2 separate regions of the Homo sapiens genome follow, and region 1 is linked to region 2. Evidence: chromatin contacts called from ENCODE Hi-C or POLR2A ChIA-PET data. All regions are on one chromosome and are shown on one strand. The core of a region is the stretch at or near the end of the contact, and the rest is flanking DNA. Distances in the headings are between cores, read along the strand shown.

Region 1 (6,313 bases), core at 153-2,652, 2.7 Mb before region 2:
TACAGAGTGGTGAATTCAGAACTTGAACTCTGCCAACCGGTCAAACGCTGGGGTCCCACACTAGTATCAGTTATACTCTCTCTGCTATATTCCTGTAAAGTTTTCAGAAAGAAAAATTCTGTTGATGTCACAGAACTAGAAGCAACGGACTGGGGTAGTCAAACAGACACCATCTTAAGGACAAGATTGGCATCAAATCCATGAATCCAATAAGCATTTTAAAATGCCAGGAGCTGTGTGATCAGATGAAGAGGCCTTCCCTGACTATGAACTGGGGAGGAAGTATGTAAGCCCCATACAGACAACCTGGAGATGGCCTGGACACTAAAAGGTTTTCATTTGCAACTGGGTCTTAGGTCCCTCTTCCTCCTAAAATCAAGGGGGAGGTGGAAGCTTTTTAAATGAGGTTTTTTTTTTTTTTCCTGGCATAATGCAAAAGGCATGGACAGTGGGTCAGACAGACTTAAGTTCCAATTCAGATGTGCCACTTAGTGGTTGACTGTTTTTTGTCTTCTTTTTGAGATGGAGTTTCGCTCTCGTTGCCCAGGCTGGAGTGCAATAGTGAGATCTCTGCTCACCGCAACCTCTGCCTCCGGGGTTCAAGCAATTCTCCCACCTCAGCCTCCCGAGTAGCTGGGATTACAGGCATGTGCTCCCATGCCCGGCTACTTTTTATTTTTATTTTTTTGTATTTTTAGTCATGGAGACATGGAGACAAGGTTTCTCCATGTTGGTCAGGCTGGTCTCGAACTCCTGACCTCAGGTGATTCGCCCACCTCGGCCTCCCAAAGTGCTGGGATTACAGGCATGAGCCACCGCGCCCGGCAGTGGTTGACTGTTTTTAAAGCGAGTCATTTATCCTGTCCCTGAATGATACGATAACATATGTTATTAAAGGAGAAAACGCAGGTCAAACAGACTGTACATATGGTTCGTTCCCGCTGCTATCAGGGAAGCAGGTCTGGCCACAGATGGGGCATAGAACGAGGCCAGTGGTCAGCATCTCGACTCAGGCTTTCAGGGGTCAGAGCTCCCGGCTATTGGACACAGGGGGCAACGCACAGGCCTCCCCCCGACAGCCAGCTGCGCGGTGGCGCCCCCTCCTACCGAGCAGCTTGCTGGTCTGGATGTCGATGGGCACGTGCTGATGGTCCTGGCGGGAAACACGGTGAGGAGGGGGGCGTGAGCGCGGAGAGAGGACGTACCACTCGCGCGCTCATTTCAACGTCCCAACCACCACCCTGCAGGGCCAGAACGGGGCCAGAGCGATGGGCTGGGTTGAGCCGCTTCCGGAGGGAGACCGGAGACACAGGTTAGGGGTCCGCGGCCAGTCCCCAGCACACCCAGCTCCTGTCCCCACACCTCCATCTTTCCTCCACTTCCGCTTCAGGCTGGAGACTGTGGCCCGCCCCGCCCTACCACCAATCCAGTGGCGTTGTGGCCGAGCCTCCGTTTAGACACAAACGGGCATCCTTCGGCCACGTCGCCGCCTTCCGTACAGCCAATCAGGGTTTACGCTCCACTCAGGCCTCAAGCCCCGCCCACCCCAGGCTCCGAATGGCTGAGCTCGGGAGGGGCGGGAGAATGGAGACAGCCAATTGGAGACGCGAGGCGGGCTCAGGGCAGGGGACGGGAGGGGGTGCGCTGCAGCGGCCGTGGGATTGCGACAGGCGGCGCTCGAGAGCCCAGCCTGGCAGCCGCTTCCCCTGGCGGGCACTGGGTCTTCTCCACGCAGATTGAGACGTCTGCTGGCGGGGTCCTAGCGCCGATCTGGGAGGCCGTTGCAAATACCTTCTTCCCTCCTTGCGTCGCTTTACCATCCAGAGCAGTGTGCAGGTCTCTTGTGGCACTTGTCATGCTTTGCCTCCTCATTCAGTTTCTCTAATAGACATGGTTGAGCACCTGCAACGTGTTGGGCGATTAGGGCAGGGAAGGGGAAGGAAGAGAGTCGGTGAGACGTCCCAAAGAGAACACCTACATTGAGTCTAAACGAAGAGCTGAAGATAGCTGGGTGATGTGGGAAGAGGAGTTTTAGGTGGAGGAGACTACACAGACAAAGCTTAGGTGGCCACAAACTGCAAGAGGGGTGCAAGCAACAACAGGCAGGCAGGACGGGCAACGTAATTTGTGAGGTCCAGTGCAAAATGGAAATGCACAGCTGCTTGTTACAAAATGATGAAGAATTTCAAGATGAAGTCGGCTCCGCGGGCAGGCCAACCTCTATACCGTAGATGGTTTGAGGCAGCGAGTGGCTAGAGGAGAGGCTGTAAGGGTGGAAAGGCCATATCAAAGGGAGACTTATTAAGGAACTTGGACTTCATCCCTTCAGACAGAGGAATCACAGAAGGGGTTTGAGGCAGGGAGGAACCTGTACAGATAGGCTGCTGGGATGATGGATGCATGGGAGATAAGACTGGGGACAAGGAGGCTGGAAGGAGGTTGTTATCGAGGGATTATAGCCTGAGCTGGGACACAAGATATGAGGAGGAAGGGGAAGGGCTGGATCTGAGGAATATTTAGGAGGAAAATGTATAGGACTTGGCAATTGATTGGCTGTTTGGGTGGAGGAGAGAGACACTAAGGATGACACCTAGGTGATTAGGTGGGAACCACCACCTGAGACAGGGATGCAGGATGCTGAGCAGGTGTTGGGGAGGAGGGGGTCTAGCTTTGAACCTAGTCTGGCAATGCTGGGAGACCCCCAGATGGAAAGTGTGCAGAAGGCACTTGGGTCTATAATTTTGGAGTTCGAGGGAGTTGTCGGGGCTGGAGATACAGCTTGGAGAGTCACAAGCTGGCTAATCTGTGGTCCGAGTGGTGGCTGAAGCTAAGGGAGAGTCTGAGATTGGCCAAGAAGTGGGTAGAGTAAGGAGGGAGGGTAGGCTGAGGCCAGATCCCCCAGGATCTCACAGCGCTGGGTATGCCTTTTCTTTTTTTTTTTTTTTTTTTTTTTTTTTTGAGACGGAGTCACGCTCTGTCGCCCGGGCTGGAGTGCAGTGACACGATCTCGGCTCACTGCAAGCTCTGCCTCCTGGGTTCACGCCATTCTCCTGCCTCAGCCTCCCCAGTAGCTGGGACTACAGGCGCCCGCCACCACGCCCGGCTAATTTTTTTGTATTTTTAGTAGAGACGAGGTCTCACCGTGTTAGCCAGGATGGTCTCGATTTCCTGACCTCGTGATTCTCCCGCTTCAGCCTCCTAAAGTGCTGGGATTACAGGCGTGAGCCACCGCGCCCGGCCCTGGGTATGCCATTTCTAAATATTCCTTCCCCAGCTCCTGTTCACCACAGCACAACACTTGAGGCTTAGTAAATTTTTGATTGAAATGCATAGTGTGATACAGCAGCAGGAAGACCTAGATTCTGCCCAGTGAGGTCTTGGACCATTTCTATAACCTATCTGATAGCCACAGTTTCCCCACATGGAGATAACAGCTATCCTATCTCAGGGTATTTCTGTTTAGAGGCTTAAATAAACACACTAGTAACTCATGACAGTTTACAACATACTGTGGCTGTATTTCTCATGCTTTGTAAACTCTCCCTATATGAAATATCATATATGGGCCAGGCGCGGTGGCTCACGCCTGTAATCCCAGCACTTTTGGGAGGCTGAGACAGGCGGATCACCTAAGGTCAGGAATTCGAGACCAGCCTGATCAACATGGTGAAATCCCATCTCTGAAAAAAACAAAAAACACGCTGGGCACGGTGGCTCACGCCTGTAATCTCGGCACTTTGGGATGCTGAGGCGGGTGGATCACGAGGTCAGGAGTTTGAGACCAGCCTGATCAACATGGTGAAACCCTGTCTCTACTAAAAATACAAAAATTAGCTGGGCGTGGTGGCGTACGCCTGTAATCCCAGCTACTCAGGAAGCTGAGGCAGGAGAACTGCTTGAACCCGGGAGGCGGAGGTTGCAGTGAGCCGATATTGCGCCACCGCACTCCAGCCTGGGCGACAGAGTGAGACTCCATCTCAAAAACAAAACAAAACAAAAAACAAACAAACAAACAAAAACAAAAACCATCCCGGCGTGGTGGTGCATGCCTGCAGTCCCAGCTACTCAGCTACTCGGGAGGCTGCGGCGGAAGAATCACCTGAACTTGGGAGGCGGAGGTTGCAATGAGCCCAGATTGCGCCACTGCACTCCAGCCTGGGCAACAGAGTGAGACTCCATCTCAAAATATATATATATGTCATATATGATCATTATTATTATAGAACGGATTGAAAAACTGCTCTGAAAATGGCTCATAGAGCTGAATTAAGGGCCTTTTCAGGGATCTTTCATGGGAATTTGGCTCCCATCTGAGTCAGCCTGACTCAGACTGTAGGAATTGCTCAGGCTCCTCCATGATTAAACACACACTTAACTGGGCCCCAACTATGTGCTCGGGGCTGTCTGGGACATCTCAAGAGCAAGGCACTGCCCTGCCCTCAAGGTGTATCTATCTCTCTTCCTTGAACCAACAGGCTGGGCAGAACAGGACAGGGTGGGTCTGGAAGACCCAGCCCAGGTGAGTTGATGGAAGCAGGGACCACCAGCACTTCAGCCCCACCCACAGCTCCCCAAGGTGACTCACGTGGAGCAGAAGGATGTTTGAGAACAGTTCTGCCCAGCTACTGACTCCAGGGAGGCTGTCCCAAAGCCAGAGGCTCTGGGAGAGAACCTGCCTCTGCTGACTGCAGAGGCTCTGGGGGAGAGCCTGCCAAAGGCACATGCTTCTGTGTTCCCAAAGAGTGTAGGAGCATGGGCCTTTGGCGGGTTTCTGCACTTTTCCAAGGCCACAGGGAACTTCAGGGTCTGTGGGTAGATAAGCACATAATTGGTCTGGCATCCAGGGCATCGACTCTATCTCCTTCAGGAGACTTTAGTCATCGGGGCTCCCAGCAGCTAGAAGGAGGCAGAGAGAGGTATGGTAGGTTTCTGACCAGGAATCTCTCAGTTCTCTGCTGATTTAGCAGATGGGACCCTGGGAGAGGGGCAGCACATGTAGAGAGGTGAGGAGGATATACCAGGGCTGCACCAGCTTTGGACAAGGAAGCACAGAGCCCCGAGGCACCGTGTAGGCAGCCTACCTTGCCATCCATTATTGTTGTTGTTAGCTTGCTTATTACGTGATAAACATGCCCACGTGCCAGTGTAGATCTAAATGTTTTACAAGCCTTATCTAATGTGATTCTTCTAACAACCTTATAATGTGGGTACCATCATTAACCAGATTTTAAAGGCAAGGAAGCCAAAGATTAATTACGTAACATGTTGAAAATCATCCAGTGGGCCAGGTGCGGTGGCTCACGTCTGTAATCCCAACACTTTAGAAGGCCAAGGTGGGTGGATCACAAGGTCAAGAGATCGAGACCATCCTGGCTAACACGGTGAAACCCCGTCTCTACTAAAAACACAAAAAATTAGCTGGGTGTGGTGGCACGTGCCTGTAGTCCCAGCTACTCAGGAGGCTGAGGCAGGACAATCACTTGAACCCAGGAGGCGGAGGTTGCAGTGAGCCGAGATCGCGCCACTGCACTCCAGCCTGGGTGACAGAGAAAGACTCCGTCTCAAAAAAAAAGAAAAGAAAAGAAAATCATACAGATCATACAGTGGGCCAGGCGCGGTGGCTCACACATGGAACTCAACACTTTGGGAGGCCGAGGCGGGTGGATCACCTGAGGTCAGAAGTTTGAGACCAGCCTGGCCAACAAGGTGAAACCCCAACTACTAAAAATACAAAATTAGCTGGGCGTGGTGGCACATGCCTGTAATCCCAGCTACTCGGGAGGCTGAGGCAGAAGAATCCCTTGAACCTGGGAGGCAGAGGTTGCAATGAGCCAAGATTGTGCTACTGCGCTCCAGCCTGGGAAACAGAGAAAGACTCAAAAAAAAAAAAAAAAGGAAAATCATACAGTGGGTAGTTGATGAGGCTGGGATTCAAACCCAGGCCTGTTGGGCTACCCAGCCTGCATTCTTCTTCTCTGTGTGATGTGCCTTTGCTTCTCCTGCACCCCTGCCTACCCCTTTGGCTCAGCCACAACAGCTTCAGGTCTCTTCCTCCCTTGGGCCTGATTCCTATTTTCTCCCCAGTTGTTGTGCCAGACACTCAGAACTCCCACCCCTGCAGGCCCTGCCCCTTTCCAAAGTTCATTCTTACCACACCCCATTCTGGGAAAGGGAGCCCATTACTTATCCTCCTGCAATATCCATAAAAGAAGGCTTACTTTCAACATTCAAATAACTCATTTATTTTATCTGCTATATTTTTATTACTTTATGGTCTGTGTGTTTGCTCACAGCCACACTGACTATGGGGTGT
Region 2 (6,458 bases), core at 2,977-5,476:
GACCCTAGGAGATACGTAGTGTTATCCAATGAGAAGACCAAGGCCAAGAGAGACAGAGCACCTTTCCCGGGGCACACCAGCTAGAAGGGAGAGCAGGATTTGAATCCGAGTCTGCCTGCGCTGTGTCACCCCCCACACCGCCTCCCTGGCCTGCCTGGTGTGCAGGCAGGAGCGTGGGTTGTCAGCCTACCTCTCTGGGGACCTGAGACACTTCTGGGCCCCAGTTTTCCTGTTGGGGCATCATCTCTTCCCCCATTCTGGTGGGAAGCTAACAGGGGAGCCATCACCAGTCAGGCCAAAGTGTGGCCAGTGGCCAGTGGCCAGTGTCCCACCTCCACGTGCCACCAGATCCCACGTGTACACAGACCAGGCCCAGGGCACCAGTGCCTCACGAACACCAGGAAATCTCTTGCAAGGAGAGTGGACAGCAGCCTTCTCCTCATCCCTCTCCAGCCCCCTCCCACTTGGAGGAGAAGGCTGAGAAAGGAAGGAGAGGGCTGGGGGAGCTGAGGGCGGCCATGTCAGCAGGCAGGGAGTTCCAGATCACAGCTGCAGGGGCGGGGAGATTTGCGGGGAAGGTCACTCGGCCACAGCACTGGGGAGAAGAGCCAGTGCCCTGGGTCTGTGGTGGGGGCCGCCCAGCTGGGACTCCCCCAGGAGCTGAGAAAGGTCAACAGAGCTCTGCCTGGGTCCTCCTCCCCTGGCCACAGATGACAAGGGTACGGTGCCCCTGCCACCACGGAGCAGGTTAGCGCCAGCCCAGGGCTGCCGAATCAACCAGGTGTCAATAGCACCAGGGGCTTTCTGGACCCCCAGACTTGGCTTGTCTCCCTGACAGACCCAAAAGATGAGGCCAGTTCCCTTCAATTTAGTAAACCCCAGGTTATTGAGAGCCTTCTATATGTCTGGCCCAAAAAGACAGTTCCTGCCCTCAAGGAGATCTGAGTTGAGTAAGAGTCTCCATCGGGGATGTGGGAGACCCTGAGGGGCTCACCAGCCATGGTGGTTCACGCTCCACACCCTCAGTCATGTGGCTCTGCAGAGACGCCACAGCTGGAGCAGTCAGAGGGCCACACCCACCTGAGACTCCCCAGCCAGCTTCCCCTCCAGGGTGCTGGGCCTAGTTCTGGGGCTCCAGCCAGACCTTACCCCCAAAATCACTGCCTTGGGTCAGGCCCAGACAACAGGAAGCTGGGTGCGCTCAGCCTCCATTGCCTAAGCTTTCCGGCCAGGCCCTGCTGGAGAGGTGAAACTGCCCCTCCGCCAGGCCCCCCGCCCCCAGCGGCTGAAGGGGGTGGAATACGTCATTCCTCTCCCCTATTGCGAAAGTGAGCCTGGATTGAGGAAACCACCGCTGTCTCATCAGCCGCCCTCCCCCAGCCCTCCAAGGGCCAGGACAGCTCCTGCTACCACAGGGGCAGGGGGTGGGGGAACCGCCCAGGAGTACAAAGGAGGCGAGGTCATTCTCTGTCTCTCTGTCCCTGTCCATCTGTCTGTCTCTCTCGATGATGTCTCTCAGTCACCCCCACCCCACAGAGACAAAGGGTGGGGCAGGGCTAAGGTGGGAGCAAGGTGGAGAAAAGGGACAAAGAGGAGAGACAGGGCCAGCAGTGCCAGGGAAACTGGAGCCGTGGCCGGCACAAAAGACGGTGGCCAGGGAGTAAGGGGATGGCTGAGCCCAGCACAGAGCCACAGAGGGGACAGCTGCTTCCCGACATGAATCCTCCCAGGCCCTCACCCACCCAGGGAACTTTATGGTTCTGGAATGGCCCCAGCGGCATTTCTAGGGGCAGTAACTAGTCATAATGACATCTCCAACAGTCAGGTGGCCAGCTCCACCAGAATGCCTACTGTGCAAGGCACTGCTCCGAGCCCTGCGCGCCGACGACTGCCTTCCACCCTCACTGCCGTCACTGGCACCGTTAACATTCCCACCTCACAGGTGCAGGCACAGATTAGTTTAGTGACCTGCCCAAGGTTACGAAGCCAGTAAGAGGAGAGCTGGGCTGGCTTTGAGCCTGGAGCTGACTCTGAGCCACCACCTGGGTCCACTCCCCCAGGACAGCCCCCTGGTTGTTACTGCCGAGGGGAGGCCTCTGCTGGGGCCTGGAGCACCTGTCTGAACAGTGGTGGAGGGCAGGGTGCCCATGCCCCTTCCCCACCTGGGCCTTCTCAGGCCCCCAGGCCCACATGCCAGCCTGCCAGACAGGCTAAATTTAGGCTCAGAAATCAGAAATAGCTCTGACAGCGCCGAACACTAATTAGCAGCTGCTCCTCAGCTGTGGCTGTGCCCACCGAGGAGCCAGGCACTCCAGGGAGTAGGAGAGGGGCCATCAGATGCCACTCACTCGGGGTGGAGTGAGGCCACCCTGAAAACAGGAACAGACCCCCAGACCAGGGCCTTCAGCGAGGCAGCAGCACCATGGGATGGGGGGCTGGGGGACACACGGAGAGTTGGCTGACAGTGCTCAAGTAGGAGGGGAGGGGCTGGCAGTCCAGGTGGGCGGGATACCTGCCTCCTGAGGGGGGCAGGGAGGGACAGCTATGAGCTGCCACATGGAGGACCTGGAGCTGGCTTCAAAAGACCCAGGCTCTGGGCCCAACTAGCCCTACAGCTTCTTTGCCCCCTTGGACCTCAGCTTCCTCCTCCATAAAATGGGCGCACTCCCTCACCGGAGCCTCACACTCACGGAGCTCCTGGAACACTCAGTGAGAAGCTGAGTTTGGATTTAACAAAGCTCTTCAGTGGCCTAACACTATGAAGAAGCACTTCACAGAGGCAGAAGAGGTGGAGGGGCAGGGGTCCATGGAAGACCCCAGGGTAGGGGATGGTAGGGTGAGCAGAAGTTTGTGAAAACATCCAGAAACACAGACTTGTCTCCAAGGCTTTGGCCAAACCTTAACTAGCCTCAGCCTACTTTCCCTGCTGCCTTTAGTGCTTTGGGCCAGATGAGGAAAGAGACAGGATTCATCTTTTAGGGTGTGGCCGAGAAAAGGAACTGATTCCCCACATCTTTCTATTAGAATGTGTGGGGACCATTCTCCTCCCTCCCTGCCCTGAGTGTGAGAGGGGACCCCCAGCATCTGCTCACCTAAGACCAGCCCCCAAAAGACACTGCTAAGAGCCCTTCCCCCACCTCCCCCACACCAGTGCTTACTTCTGAGACAGTGTCCCAGGAGGCTGAAGGGGCTGCGTCCACATCTGGACACAGCCACACCCTAGGGTTTCACTTTCAGTTTGAGCGGAGCCTACGTCTCAGTCCACCTGCCCATCTCTCCCTATGGCCTAGCCCTTCAAGCCCCAGGGTACCCCTGAACTTGGACATCAATCCCAGTCTCAGGCCAGCCCCACAGGCTTTCCTCAGCCCGATGGGCCCAGAAGCTGAGCCTGTCCCCCAGCCCCCACTCCCCCATCCATCTCCCTGCCACCTGCCCACCTCTATATGGTCTCAACCTTAGTTGTAGTGTTCTCGGCACATATCCAAACACAATCAATTTTACCTCCTTTTTTAAACTTTGGCATATAGATTTTCTGGGGCTCTTATAAGCAATTCCAGGCTTACAGGAGATCTATGAGGAGACCCAGCCCCAGGATCAGGTGCTGAGGACCCAAAGAGCTAACAGCTTCTCCCATCAGAGTTCAAGGGTCCCCACAGCTGGGACAAGGGCAAGCAGGGTGGAAGCCACTACCTATATCATCCAGGCTGGTAGGAGGAAAACAACACCGACAACAGTAACAATAACAAACGCTCCCCAGACACTTTTTTTCACTCAGAATTAATCTCTCAATCCCAAACACTGGGTGCTAGGTGCCGTTCTAAGCACTTTACATCAAAACTCATTTAAACCTCAACAAGCCTACAAAATAGATACTGTTATAATCCCTATTTCACAAATGGGAAACTGAGACTCAAGGAGGTTAAGGTGCTTGCCCAGGGTGGCCTCGGTGGCAAGCTAGCAAGGAAGACCCGGCTTCCTCCAAAGAAGGAGCAGCCGGGGAATGGGAAATGTGGGTCCTGGCCCCCAGGGGTCTTCTGCAGACAGCCTGGCCCAGATCCCCCATCTGAGGAACCAGGAACAGCCAGCTCCACTTCCTGCCACCCAGCGCCCCACGCTTCCTGTTGTTGCCCACACAGAGCTCTTACTCACTGGGGAACCCCCCCACCAGCACACCCTCTCTCAGGGGGAAGTGGAGGCCTCCCCTCCCCCTCCCATGTGCACACTGCTACCGTTAGCACCATCGCTGCCCCACCCTCCAGGAGAGGTAGGCCCTCCCTCCAGCGGTTTCCGGCCACCAGGCAGTTTTCGGTCTGGGCCCCACTGCTGGTGACCTGCATAACGGTGGGGAGGTTGCCTGGCCCTCACTAGCTAAGGATCTGGGGCTCCTGGGGAGTGCACAGTAACCTTGGGTGCTCTTGGTAGTGGAGGTGGAGGGAGGGGACAGGCAGGGTCTGGGCTCCCTCCGCTAAATGGGCCCTGAGATGGAGAGGACCAGATCAGCTCCAGCTTTATCCCCTTTCTCACAGTGGAGGGGGGTTACTGAGCATCTGCTCTGTGTCAGGCACTGTGCGAAGTCCTCTATTTCACCCTCTCGACAATCCTAGGAGGCCAGCAGATGCCATTATTATTCTCTTTTTACAGGTGAGGGAAACTACAGCTCAGAGAAGTTAAGTAACTTGTCCAGGGCCATGCAGGTAGTGACAAAAATGAATCTCAACCCCCAAACATCATGACCCCAAAGCTCAGGAAACGTCCCTGCCTTTCCCATAAGTAACCCCTGTCCCCTCAAAGGCCCCCCAAGCCACCTTCCAGGGCTCCATGTTCCCAGGAAAAAGGCAGAGGTAGCCCTGAGAGCACCTGCTTCTACCCGTCTCACCCAGCTCTCTGCCAGTCAGCCCCAGATGTCACTGTGAATCATGCCCACCACATCCGTGGCTTTCCAGGGTTAGTATGTGCCAGCCCTGCCTGCTGGGAATGTCACCCCTCCCCTCTGCCCAGCCCAACATCAGACCACATGGCCACATCCCCCCGGAGATCCTCTGTCCTGCAAATGGCAGGCATAAGGCCTGAGCGACCCCATGGCTCCAGGTCCCCACACTTCATCTGCCCTGTCCCGGAGGTGGGAGTGGCCAGGGGGCAGTGCCTCAGTTGCAGTCCCTCCTGCCCTTTACTGCCAGCCCCAGAAGGGAAGGGCCCCAGCTGCAAGCAGGACTCCAGGCCCACACCCAACATGGGGCCATCCTGACCTCCCCACACAGCCTGGCCAGGCACCCAGGCCTCTGGGCACAAGCCAAGAGCACCCATCAGGCAAATTCCTCTCCACTGCTACTGGATGCCAGCATGGCTTTTGGCCTCACGTACACCACCCCTGACACCTTCCCTTGATCCCTCTGCCCCAAGGTTATGGGATTCTCCCTGCCCGGCAGATCAGGGGTGTCCCAGGCCCAGGTGTAAGTGTGGCTCTTCTGGCAGGCCTGGAAAGGTCGCCTTGTCATCCCAGTCCCTGACCCTGCGTGCCTCCCAGGGGAAGGCATGAAGGGGCTGGAAGACACCCAGCCTTGGGCATGGGCGTAGGAGAGGCGAGAGCTTGGCGCCCCGCTGGCTGGTGTTCCCACCATCACAGCAGGCCCGTGGGGCTGGGCAGCCATCGCTCCTCTGCTGTTGCTAAGGCAGCAGCCGGAAACCCTGGCTCAACCTGCTCTTTCTCTCCACCCCCATTTTAAGCAGGGGGCACCCCTTTCTTTCACAGCTTTCTTGGAAAGGTAGCCCCCCACCACCCACCCTTGCATGGGAGAAGGGCTCCCTGCACCTCCTGTCTGGCTGTAAGTGGGGACACCCCTCACCCACAAGAGAGGTCCTACAGCCAGGAGAGGAAGGAGAGTTTGGGGTATCAGGATCCTATGCCCCACCAGGGACAAAAGGGGAAGGAAGAGGTTCCCTGGGGCCGCTGGACTACATCCCTGAGGGCAGGACTGTGCTTCTCCCATTGAGACTGGGGACCACTGATGGCGGTGGGCCCCTCCCCTCAGCAATCTAAGGTTCTTCTCCTCTTAGACACTGACCGAGGACAGGACTCAGCTCTGGCCATGGTGGTTCGGGTGGGGGTTCACATAGCGACCAACTCTGCGATACACACTGCCAGACCTGAGGGTTGAACCAACTCTTTAGCCCTGGGCAGCCTCAGGCAGAGGTCAAGGTTGTCACCCTGGGGCAAGCCTCATGCCCCTGCTGGTGGGGAATGAGAGGAACCAGGGTCTTAGCCAAGTGTCCTTAGATTGGGTTTAACCTGCCCACAACAGGATATAAGACAGGCTGAGCCACCCCGGGAAGAAGGTATAAACACACTGGGGTTCCTGGGCACCTGGTAGGGGGTAAGCCCTGGTGGGTGCTGCTACCCTAAATTTCTGCTAGGCACCTCCACTTTCTCCACCAGCACACCCTCTCTGACCCACCTGTGG

Evidence for each region. A loop is a pair of places that touch in the nucleus more often than their neighbours do. ChIA-PET counts read pairs that join two places held with the same protein, here RNA polymerase II (POLR2A). Pooled maps may share reads with other maps.
Region 1: a loop to region 2 is called in a pooled map, with 9 times the contacts of the local background. The contact joins the promoter of CDK5RAP3 here to the enhancer-like site in region 2. A Hi-C loop is called at or near these places in 1 of 50 pooled maps. POLR2A ChIA-PET finds 5 or more read pairs at or near these places in 2 of 52 experiments (HEK293T and naive thymus-derived CD4-positive, alpha-beta T cell).

The regions. Positions count from the first base shown.
Region 1 is chr17:47,966,202-47,972,514 of GRCh38, reverse strand. It overlaps CDK5RAP3 (CDK5 regulatory subunit associated protein 3), which reads right to left and starts at 1,402. Exons shown (of 14, transcript NM_176096.3): 1 at 1,363-1,402; 2 at 1,108-1,153. The coding sequence starts at 1,368. RefSeq lists an enhancer at 413-1,040 and a silencer at 1,462-1,751.
Region 2 is chr17:45,224,024-45,230,481 of GRCh38, reverse strand. The region is part of intron 1 of FMNL1 (formin like 1); the gene reads right to left. Among named protein-coding and RNA genes, the nearest start is that of FMNL1, 5.4 kb to the right of the region's middle. RefSeq lists enhancers at 663-772, 1,163-1,472, 1,390-2,025, 4,003-4,222, 5,413-5,462 and 4 more. Within about 2 kb of position 4,226, at least 25 of the 41 ENCODE cell types and tissues checked have a DNase peak (open chromatin) inside an H3K27ac peak, as active enhancers do.